Regions from separate parts of the Homo sapiens genome. Here region 1 is linked to region 2. The links are chromatin contacts, found by Hi-C or POLR2A ChIA-PET in ENCODE. All regions are on one chromosome and are shown on one strand. Each heading gives the region's core, a stretch centred on a gene start or an enhancer-like site at or near the end of the contact. The rest is flanking DNA. Distances are from core to core; before and after follow the strand shown. Region 1 has its middle 47 kb from the start of PGRMC2. Region 2 holds the start of LINC02615 (long intergenic non-protein coding RNA 2615).

What was found. A loop is a pair of places that touch in the nucleus more often than their neighbours do. ChIA-PET counts read pairs that join two places held with the same protein, here RNA polymerase II (POLR2A). Pooled maps may share reads with other maps.
Region 1: a loop to region 2 is called in a pooled map, with 2.2 times the contacts of the local background. The contact joins the enhancer-like site here to the promoter of LINC02615 in region 2. A Hi-C loop is called at or near these places in 1 of 50 pooled maps. POLR2A ChIA-PET finds 5 or more read pairs at or near these places in 2 of 52 experiments (HepG2 and common myeloid progenitor, CD34-positive).

Annotation. Positions count from the first base shown.
Region 1 is chr4:128,238,935-128,243,533 of GRCh38, reverse strand. No RefSeq gene overlaps it. Among named protein-coding and RNA genes, the nearest start is that of PGRMC2, 47 kb to the left of the region's middle. Within about 2 kb of position 1,798, at least 6 of the 41 ENCODE cell types and tissues checked have a DNase peak (open chromatin) inside an H3K27ac peak, as active enhancers do.
Region 2 is chr4:128,426,131-128,430,784 of GRCh38, reverse strand. It overlaps LINC02615 (long intergenic non-protein coding RNA 2615), which reads right to left and starts at 2,769. Exons shown (of 9, transcript NR_125882.1): 1 at 2,487-2,769.

The DNA.
Region 1 (4,599 bases), core at 549-3,048, 190 kb after region 2:
CTGCCCTTATTTTGCCACATGGCCACCACTGCATTCTCCTTGACTTTGACAGCAGGACTCCACACCACCCTGGGCTTCTACCTCAGGCCTCATAGTTTCTTCCTCAGCCAACGCAAGAGTGGCTGCCCCAGCTTTTGTGGGCCTCTTCTTTCCTCGCTCCCATACACACCTGAGCAATCTCTGCCACTCCCCTGACTGTCACCTCCATCTTTGGACTGATGACTCTGTCCCAGGCACAGACCTTAGTGCCCTTGGCCCACTGAGTCCCTCCTCGTGATGGCCCACAGGTTCCCCCGGTTCAGTGTGTTCAAGGCATTCATCAGCTTCTCCACTAAAAAAGAAAACAAACCATCTATCCTCTGGCCTTCCCGTTTGCCAACAGCACTGTCCTCAGTCACCCACGCCAGAAACCTGGAGTCTTCCTTGGCCCATGCTCTCTACTCCACACCCACCCACCCACCCACCCACCCAGCTCTGCCAAATATAACTCCTCATCATCTTAGAAGGCCTCTCCAATTCTTCACCTCCCACTCCCTCTCAGGGATCTGTCCCCGCAGTTCCATATATTCTCTTAAGCACACATTTAAGATCGCTCCACTGACAAAATGGCTCTCTTTCCAATGGTTCCCTGTCCCCAGAGGACAAATTGCAAGCTGTTAGCATTACATTCATGGCCCTTCATCACTGGGCCTCCACTGCCATCTTCAATCTGATCTCTCATCATGCGCTCCAGGTGGTACAGTGCCCTAGGCCCTCTCTTGCCTCTGCACCTTTGCACATCTCATCTCATCTTCTAGGAAATCTCTCAACCTTTGCCTAGCGAATTCCAAACTTTTTCTTCAAGACTGAGTCCAAGGATCCTTTTCTTCAAAAAGCCTTTACTAACACCACTCCCATGAGCCCTCTGGGGTGAGGTGTGCCTCATCTGTTCTCCCCTGCTATGCTCACCTACCTCTGTCATAGCATGGCCACCCTGTGTCATCAGCATCTAATCTATTGTCTCTTTCCTCCCTCTCTTAGACCCTCCCCGCGTTGCCTGATCTGTTAAGAGCAGAAATTGACTATCTTTGTGCCTGCTGTGGTTTGAATGTTTGTGCCCCTCCAGATTTCATGTTGAAACTTAATCCACAATGCAGCAGCATTAAAATGTGGGGCTATAAGGAGGTGATTAGGCCATGGGGCTGGAGCCCTCATGAATGGATTAGTGCCTTATAAAGGGCTTGCAGGGGCAAGTTTGCCCTTCCACTCTTCTGCCCATGAGGACACAGTGTTTGTCCCCTTTTCGCTCTTCTGTCCCTTCTGCCAAGTGAGGACATCTGGACGGTACTGTCTATGAACAAGTGGCCTTCACCAGACACTGAACCTGCCTTGATCTTGGACTTCCCAGCCTCCAGAACTGTGAGAATATAAATTTCTGTTTTTCATAAATTATTCAGTCTCATGTATTTGGTTATAGCAGCACAGGAAGACTAAAACAGTATCCCTACCCCCAGGACAGTATCTGCTCACTTAGTGAGTGCATCAATAAATTTCACTGAATTACGACTGTCCTAAAACAACACTTATTCCTTAGATTAGCTCCAGAAACACAGAAGCCCCTGACAGTGCTCCAAAAGACATAGAACCTGAGGCCAGGATCACTTCAGCTTCTGCCAGGGAAAACCCCCCTTTTTGAGGCTGGGTCAGAAACAGTCAGCCTGTGAATATTTTAGGAATGAGAGATGAGGCAGATCCCCCTGGGGCATTTTGACATTTTGCCATCCACCAAGCTGGGAAGTATGCCTCATTCTTAACCAGATGGTCTTTGAGCTGGTATTTCTGCCCAGTCACATGTCTGAGTTGATGCAATTGTGTTCCAGAGGTCATAAGAGAAAAGCTGCTGGCGAATGTATCTGAAAGAGGCAGCCCCTCGTTTTTGTTTCTGTGGCAAAGGTTTTCACAACAATCAGCCTTCTCAAGAAGTGTACACACAGCTTGCCTGACCAGACCATGGTGGGAGACACAGCATGAGCTGTGGTCAGGTGGAAAACATCACAGACAGCTCAGAGGATGACACACGTACACTGTGCCTTATGAGAAATAAGAACAGAAATCTGAGTCCTGGAGAGTTTTCAAGTGGATCCCAAGACCAAATGGTGTGGTTCTTCATCCAAATGTAAAGAGTAAAGAAACAAGATGGACTATTCCACTGGGCCCATCTTGTTTCTTTACAACAGAGGGATATTTGAACTTTTCATTTTTGTAAGAGGTTCTGTAAATGTGTCAGTTAAGAGTTCAGAATGAAAGTGGAAATGGTGTGCTATCGATGATGGCTTCCCTTGCTTACACCTTGCAGCGCTCACATTGATCTAGCCCAAAGAGTTTGCAGAAAGGAGGTCGGCAGCAAATTAGGGATCCAATCTGTCCCCTACACCACATCTCAGAGTCCCCAGAGAATCCTGGGGAGGACAGGGCTGGTCTGATGTGTTAGCAGAGACAAAAGCCAGGCTACTCCAAGAGAGGCCAAAAGAGCATTTTTCAAATGAATTTTTTCCCTGCCTTCATTCCCCACCCACAGCCTTGTCCCTGAAGTGGCAAGTTAGTTCCACAAGGCTTCTGTGGGCTCACGGCATCAGTGCCATTGCTCTGTCATCAACCCCTTCATGTTAGCATCCACCAAAATAAATTCCCTTTTGGTTGTCCACTGTTGCTGTCTCCTCAATGGTATCTCCAACCACGCAGCCTATGCTGCAGCCACTGATATAATAGTCTCCCCGCTTCCTAGCTGTGAGGCCCCTCCAGATCTCCTGTTCTCAGGCTTTTGCCAGCCACTCTTCCAAGCATGCTGAGCATACAGGACATCCCTCAGACTGCCAGAGCCCCACCTGATCTTCCCTGCCACAGTGGCCTCAGGAATGCCCTGTGGGCCTTGCTACTTCTCACAAGCAAGTGGACTCTCCCAGCTTGTCTCTATAAGCTGATCTGACTTGGCTGGAGGATGAAGGGGCACAAGGGTGATATAGGACCCCTTCTTTGGGACTCCAACCAATAGCTCACTTTCTTTCCTATTGAACTCTTCTCCGCATTCCCCAGCCTAGTAAGTTTTTCGACAAAGTTGGGCTACCGGGGATAACGAGACTATGCTCTTGTTCTGTTCTAGGTTCGACAACTATTGTTTTTTGTTTCCTTGGTTTATTTTTTCAAGACATAGCCTCACTCTGTTGCCCAGACTGCAGGGCAGTGGTGTGATCTTAGTGTTCACTGCAGCCTCAACCTTCCAGGCTCTGGCGATCCTCCTGCCTCAACCTCTGAAGTAGCTGGGACCACTGGCAGGTGCCACCACACCTGGCTAATTTTTAAATTATTTGTAGAAATGGAATCTCACTATGTTACCCAGGTTGGTTTTGAACTCCTGGGCTCAAGTGATCCTCCTACCTTGGTCTCCTAAAGCGCTGGGATTAAAGGAATGAGTCACTGCACCCAGTCTGATGTCTATTGTTTAGACCAGGATTTCAGTTCAGGACTGAAAACATCTAGGCTCTCAGAACTCAAAGATTCTTTTTCTTTCCAGTCAACTAACTCTGTCTTGAGTTTCAAAACTCAGTATCTTTAAATCAACTTTATTGATATATAAGTAACATACAACAAATACATTCATTTTAAGGATACAGTTCAATGACTTTTGACAATTATATATACTAATGCAACCATTACCACTGTGAAGAGAAAGAATATTTTTCTCACTCCAAAAAGTTCTCTCTTGCCTAGGTTGCCTGATCTTAAGTAACCACTGATCTGCTCTCACTTTAGATTAGATTTGCCTTTTTCTTTAACCGATATGTTATGTTTTGCTTTTTTCACTTACTATAATGTTTTGAGATGTATCCACATTGTTTCATGCATGTTGTTGCAATAAAAACTTTATTCCTTTTTATTGTTGACTAGTATTCCTTTGTACACATATACCACAGCTTCTTCATTCTTTCACCTGTCTGGGTTATTTCTTATTTGCAGCTATTATTAATAAAACTTCTTTGAATAAATCTTTACATGGACAGAAGTTTTTACTTCTCCTGGATTAATACTTAAGAATGGAATTGCTGTTATGAATGGTAAGTGTGTGTTTAACTTAATAAGAAACTGCTAAATTGTATTTCCAAAGTAGTTGTATCATTTTATATTTCCACCATAGTATATGCAACTTCCAGTTGCTCCATATCCTCACTAACATTCAGTACTACCAGGCTTCTCAATTTTATCCATTCTGGTAGGTGGACATATTGTAATATCACATTGCATTTCCCTGGTGAATAACGCATTTGAGCATCTTTTCCTGTGCTTAATGGTGATTTACACATTTCTTTAGTGAAGTATCTGATAAAATCTTTTGCCCATATTTAATTTCCTTGTCTATCATATTATGAGAGTTGTTTTGTGTTTTGTAGCTCTCTTAGGATTTTCTACATAAACAATCATGCTAACTGCAAGCAAAGATAGTTTTGCTTCTTCTCTTCCATTCTTGATGACTTTTCTTTTTCTTGCCTTACTGTGCTAACAACCTCCAGTACAATGTTGAATTCGAGTGGTTAAGAGCAAGCATCCTTGCGTTGTTCCCAATTT
Region 2 (4,654 bases), core at 1,520-4,019:
TTAGAAGCAACCTAAGTGTTCATCAATAGAAGAATGGATAAAGAAAATGTCATACTTATACACAATGGAGTACTATTCAGCCACAAAAAAAAGAATGAGATTCTGTTACTTGCGACGACATGGATGGAACTGGCTGTCATCATGTTAAGTGAAATAAGCTAGGCAGATAAAGAAAAACATCACATGTTCTCACTTATTTGTGAAATCTAAAAATCAAAACAATTGAACTCACAGAGATAGAGAACAGGATAGTTACCAGAGGCTGGGAAGGGTAGTGGGAGGGCAGGGAAGAAGTGGGGTTGGTTAATGGGTACAAAATAAAATAGAAAGAAAGAGTAAGACCTAGTATTTGACAGCATAACAGGGGCACTATAGTCAACAATAATTTAATTGTACATTTTAAAATAACTAAAAGCATAATTTTAGTTATTTTAAAATAACTAAAAGAGTAATACAAAGGATAAATACTTGAGGGGATAAATAGCCAATTTTGTATGACATGATTATTATGTGTTACATGCCTGTACCAAAACATCTCATGTACCTCATAAATATGTACACCTAATATGTACCCCTCAAAATTTTTTAAATTATTTTTTAAAATGCAACCCCATTCACAAAAGCAACACAAAGAAGTACCTAGCAATAGAGCTAAACAGGGAGGTAAAAGATCCCTACAACAAGAATTACAAAATACTGCTGAAAGAAATCAGAGATGACACAAAGAAATGGAAAAATATTCCATGCTCATGGATAGGAAGAATCAATATTGTTAAAACAGCCATACTGTCCAAAGAAATTTATATGTTCAATGCCATTCCTATCAAGCTACCAATGACATTTTTTACAGAATTAGAAAAACTATTCTAAAATTCATATGGAACCAGAAAAGTGCCCAAATAGCCAAAGAAATCCTAAGGAAAAAGTATAAAGCTGGAGGTATCACACTACCTAACTTCAAATTTTACTACAAGGCCACAGTAACCAAAACAGTATGATACTGATACAAAAACAGACACATAGACCAATGGAACAGGTTAGAGAACTCCGAAATAAAGCCAGAAACCTACAACTGATAATCAACAAAGTCAATGAAAACAAGCAATGGGGAAAGGATGCCCTATTTTATAAATGGTGCTAGGATAACTGGCTGGCCATATGTAGAAAATGGAAACTGGACCCCTTCCTTACACCATATACACAAATTAAGATGGATTACATACTTAAATGTAAAACCTAAAACTATGAAAACCCTAGAAGAAAACCTAGCAAGTACCCTCTGGACATAGGCCCTGGCAAAAATTTCATGACAAAGACTTCAAAAGCAATTGCAACAAAAACAAATATTGACAAGTGGGATCTAATTAAACTAAAGAGCTTCTGCACAAAAAAGGGAATTATCAACAGAGTAAACAGACAACCTACAGAATGGGAGAAAATATTTGCAAACCATACACCAAAGGTCTACTATCCAGAATCTATAAGGAACTTAAATAAATTAACAAGCAAAAAACAAACAACCCCATTAAAAAATGGGCAAATGACGTGAACAGACATTTCTCCAAAGAAGACATACATGCAGCCAACAAGCCTATGAAAAAAAGCTCAATATCACTAATCATTACAGAAATGCAAATCAAAACCACAATGAGATACCATCTCACACCAGTCAGAATGGCTATTATTAGAAAGTCAAAAAATAACAGATGCTGGTGAGGTTGTGGAGCAAAGGGAATGCATACACACTGCTGTTGGGAACGTAAATTAGTTCAGCCACTGTGGAAAGCAGTCTGGAGATTTCTCAGAGAATTTAAGACAGAACTGCCAGCAATCCCATTACTGGGTATATACACAAAGGAACATAAATAATTTTCCCATAAAGACATGCATGCATATGTTGATCACAGCACTATTCACAATAGCAAAGACATGGAATCCACTTAGATGCCTATCAATGGTGGACTGGATAATGAGCATGTGGTACATATTATATACCACAGAATACTACGCAGCCATAAAAAACAGTGAAATCTTGTCCTTTTCAGCAACATGAATAGAGCTAGAGGCCAGTATCCTAAGCAATTTAATGCAAGAACAGAAAATAAATACTTCACGTTCTCACTTATAAGTGGAAGCTAAACATTGAGTACACATGGACAGAAAGAAGGAAACTAAATACCTGGGCCTACTTGAGGGTGGAGGGTGAGAGGAGGGTGAGGATTGAAAAACTACTTGTCAAGTACTATGCTTATTATCTGGGTGATGAAATAATCTGTACACCAAACCCCCATCACATATAGTTTACCCATGTAACAAACCTGCGCATGTACCCCTGAACCTAAAATAAAAGTTGGAAAGGAAAAAAAAAAAAAGAAGAGAATGCTAATGGATACGGGAATATGAAGCAGCCACTGTCCCCAGGGCTGGGATACAGTGCCCAGGGAAGGGTCCCCAGCCACTTCCCAATCCAGGGTTGAAATCCATACCTCACTGAAGAAGGAAGAATCCAAGTTCAGTGAATGGCAGAGATATCGCTGTGGTGTCATACTGACCAAACTTGCTGGAAACCTGCTCTCTGGAACTTGCTGGAAATTCCTGACACTTTTTAGGGTGTCAGGAAAGGCGTTCACAGGGAGATGTCACATTGGAGCATTCCACAAAGTCACCCAAGAAGAGGTGAAAGAGTACGCTGCTGGCCACTGGGTGCTGCTGGTTGCCAGCAGGACCCAGGTGCTGGAGAAACCACAGGCATTCCAGGAGCTTGCATATAAAAATGGTCAGACCAGGAAGCAAAGCCCGTTCCTCCTATCATGTCTCTCATGCACCCTCTACCGACAAAGATTAACATGGTGCCATCTGGCAAAGAAAAATATTTAAAGGGCCCATATCCATTTTCTCAGAGCATGCAATGAAGAGTGAATTTGTAGCTGTGAGGCAATAAATTGATACCCTATATGTCCTTCAAGACGAGAACATCACCTATTCTTTGCTGAGTTTGGTTCCAGAAAAGTTCAATGTTGTAATAATTATCTTCAACAAAAATGCATAGTTTGTTGGTGTAAATTCTTCCAAGAAGCATATAAAAGGGTGGTGAAAGGATTGTGGAGCTTTCCAGATCCAGAGACCCGCTATGAAGGATATCAGCTGCAGCCACGTGCCTCATGAGGATCAGCACAGAGTAAGAGAAGCCATGCTGATTTATCCTGCATCTGCTCCCATCCTCTGAGGACACCTTGCTGCCCATCAGATTTTACATTCTTGCCTAACTAATTTGAGAACATAATCTAAGCTTACTCTATGTGTATACTGTTGTCTCCTCCACCGAGCTATGTTCTACTGAAATGCTACAGCATGCCATGGAATGTTGTGCAACCATTACACATGTTATTTAAAAAGAGTTCATGATTAAATGGAAAAATGCTTGTGTTATAATTATAAGTGAAAAGGGTAGGATGCAATATTATAATATGTGAAACAAACAACACTACATAGAAATAAAGAGCAAAAAGAAATACCCCCAAATCAATCACTATCTTTAGGTGGAATCAGAGTAATTTTCTTCTTCTTCCTATTATTTTTCTGTAATTTATGTATTTACTATAGTGACCACGTACTGGTTATACCTTTGGGACAAAACAATCTATCTAACAATAACAACAACAACAATAAATATATATATATACTTTTAATTTATTTATTTACATTTATGTGTGTATCTTGAAGTCTTAAACTGAGCCAAGGTTTGGGAACCAGAATTTGACAGAGTTCCATATAGAGTATCTGAACCAGTTCTTTATAGTTTACACAAGCTAAGGCGACTGCGACCCAATAGCAGTTTGGCCAATTGAGATAGACAAATTGTCTACCCTAATGAGATAGAAAACGGCAATATATTTACCAAAAAAAATGAATTCCATTCCCTGAACTTTTAGAATTATTGAGATCTATACACATATTTGAGTAGGATATAAGAGAATATCAAATATAAAGAATTAATAAAACAAGCAGGAAATAAAATATTAGCAACTTTCTTCCTTATCAATGAGACAAGCCAATCTCCTTATAGTTTTAACAGCAGTTTGGGGGAACCGTCTAAACACTGCACTCTTAATTTAGGCACATATTTCCTGAAAACTTATATTTACATTTGCCAAAACAAAGCAGTAATTTCCCCCCAAACCATGGCTATTGCTAGAACCATGAACTTCTAAACTCAACCTCCATAATTCCTCTGCAGAAACTGGCAGCCACACCTCTCAATCCTATAATAACGTGTAAGAAAAAAAGAAACCACATAATATGAAAGATATTCAAATAGCAAATAGTAAGGATTATAAAATTACAGACTAAGTATCAGACTCTACACTATCTGTGGACTCTGTTTCCCAGCACATCGTTTTTTAGGAGCAGATGATCTAAACAGCCCAGCTGAATGAAACCTACTGGAAGGCAGTGGATGACCTCATGACATCTAAGCATCCCTTCCAGTTCTAGGACTCCATTATTTAGCAGAGATCTGATGCACAGGGAACATGTTAGAAAGAAGCATTCAGTCTGTAACAGCATTTTAAATGGAAGAAAACTTGAGTCTGTGAGGAAGAGGAATGCTAAGTTGATCTCAGTTCGCCTAGGAATGTCCTGGTTTTAGCACTGG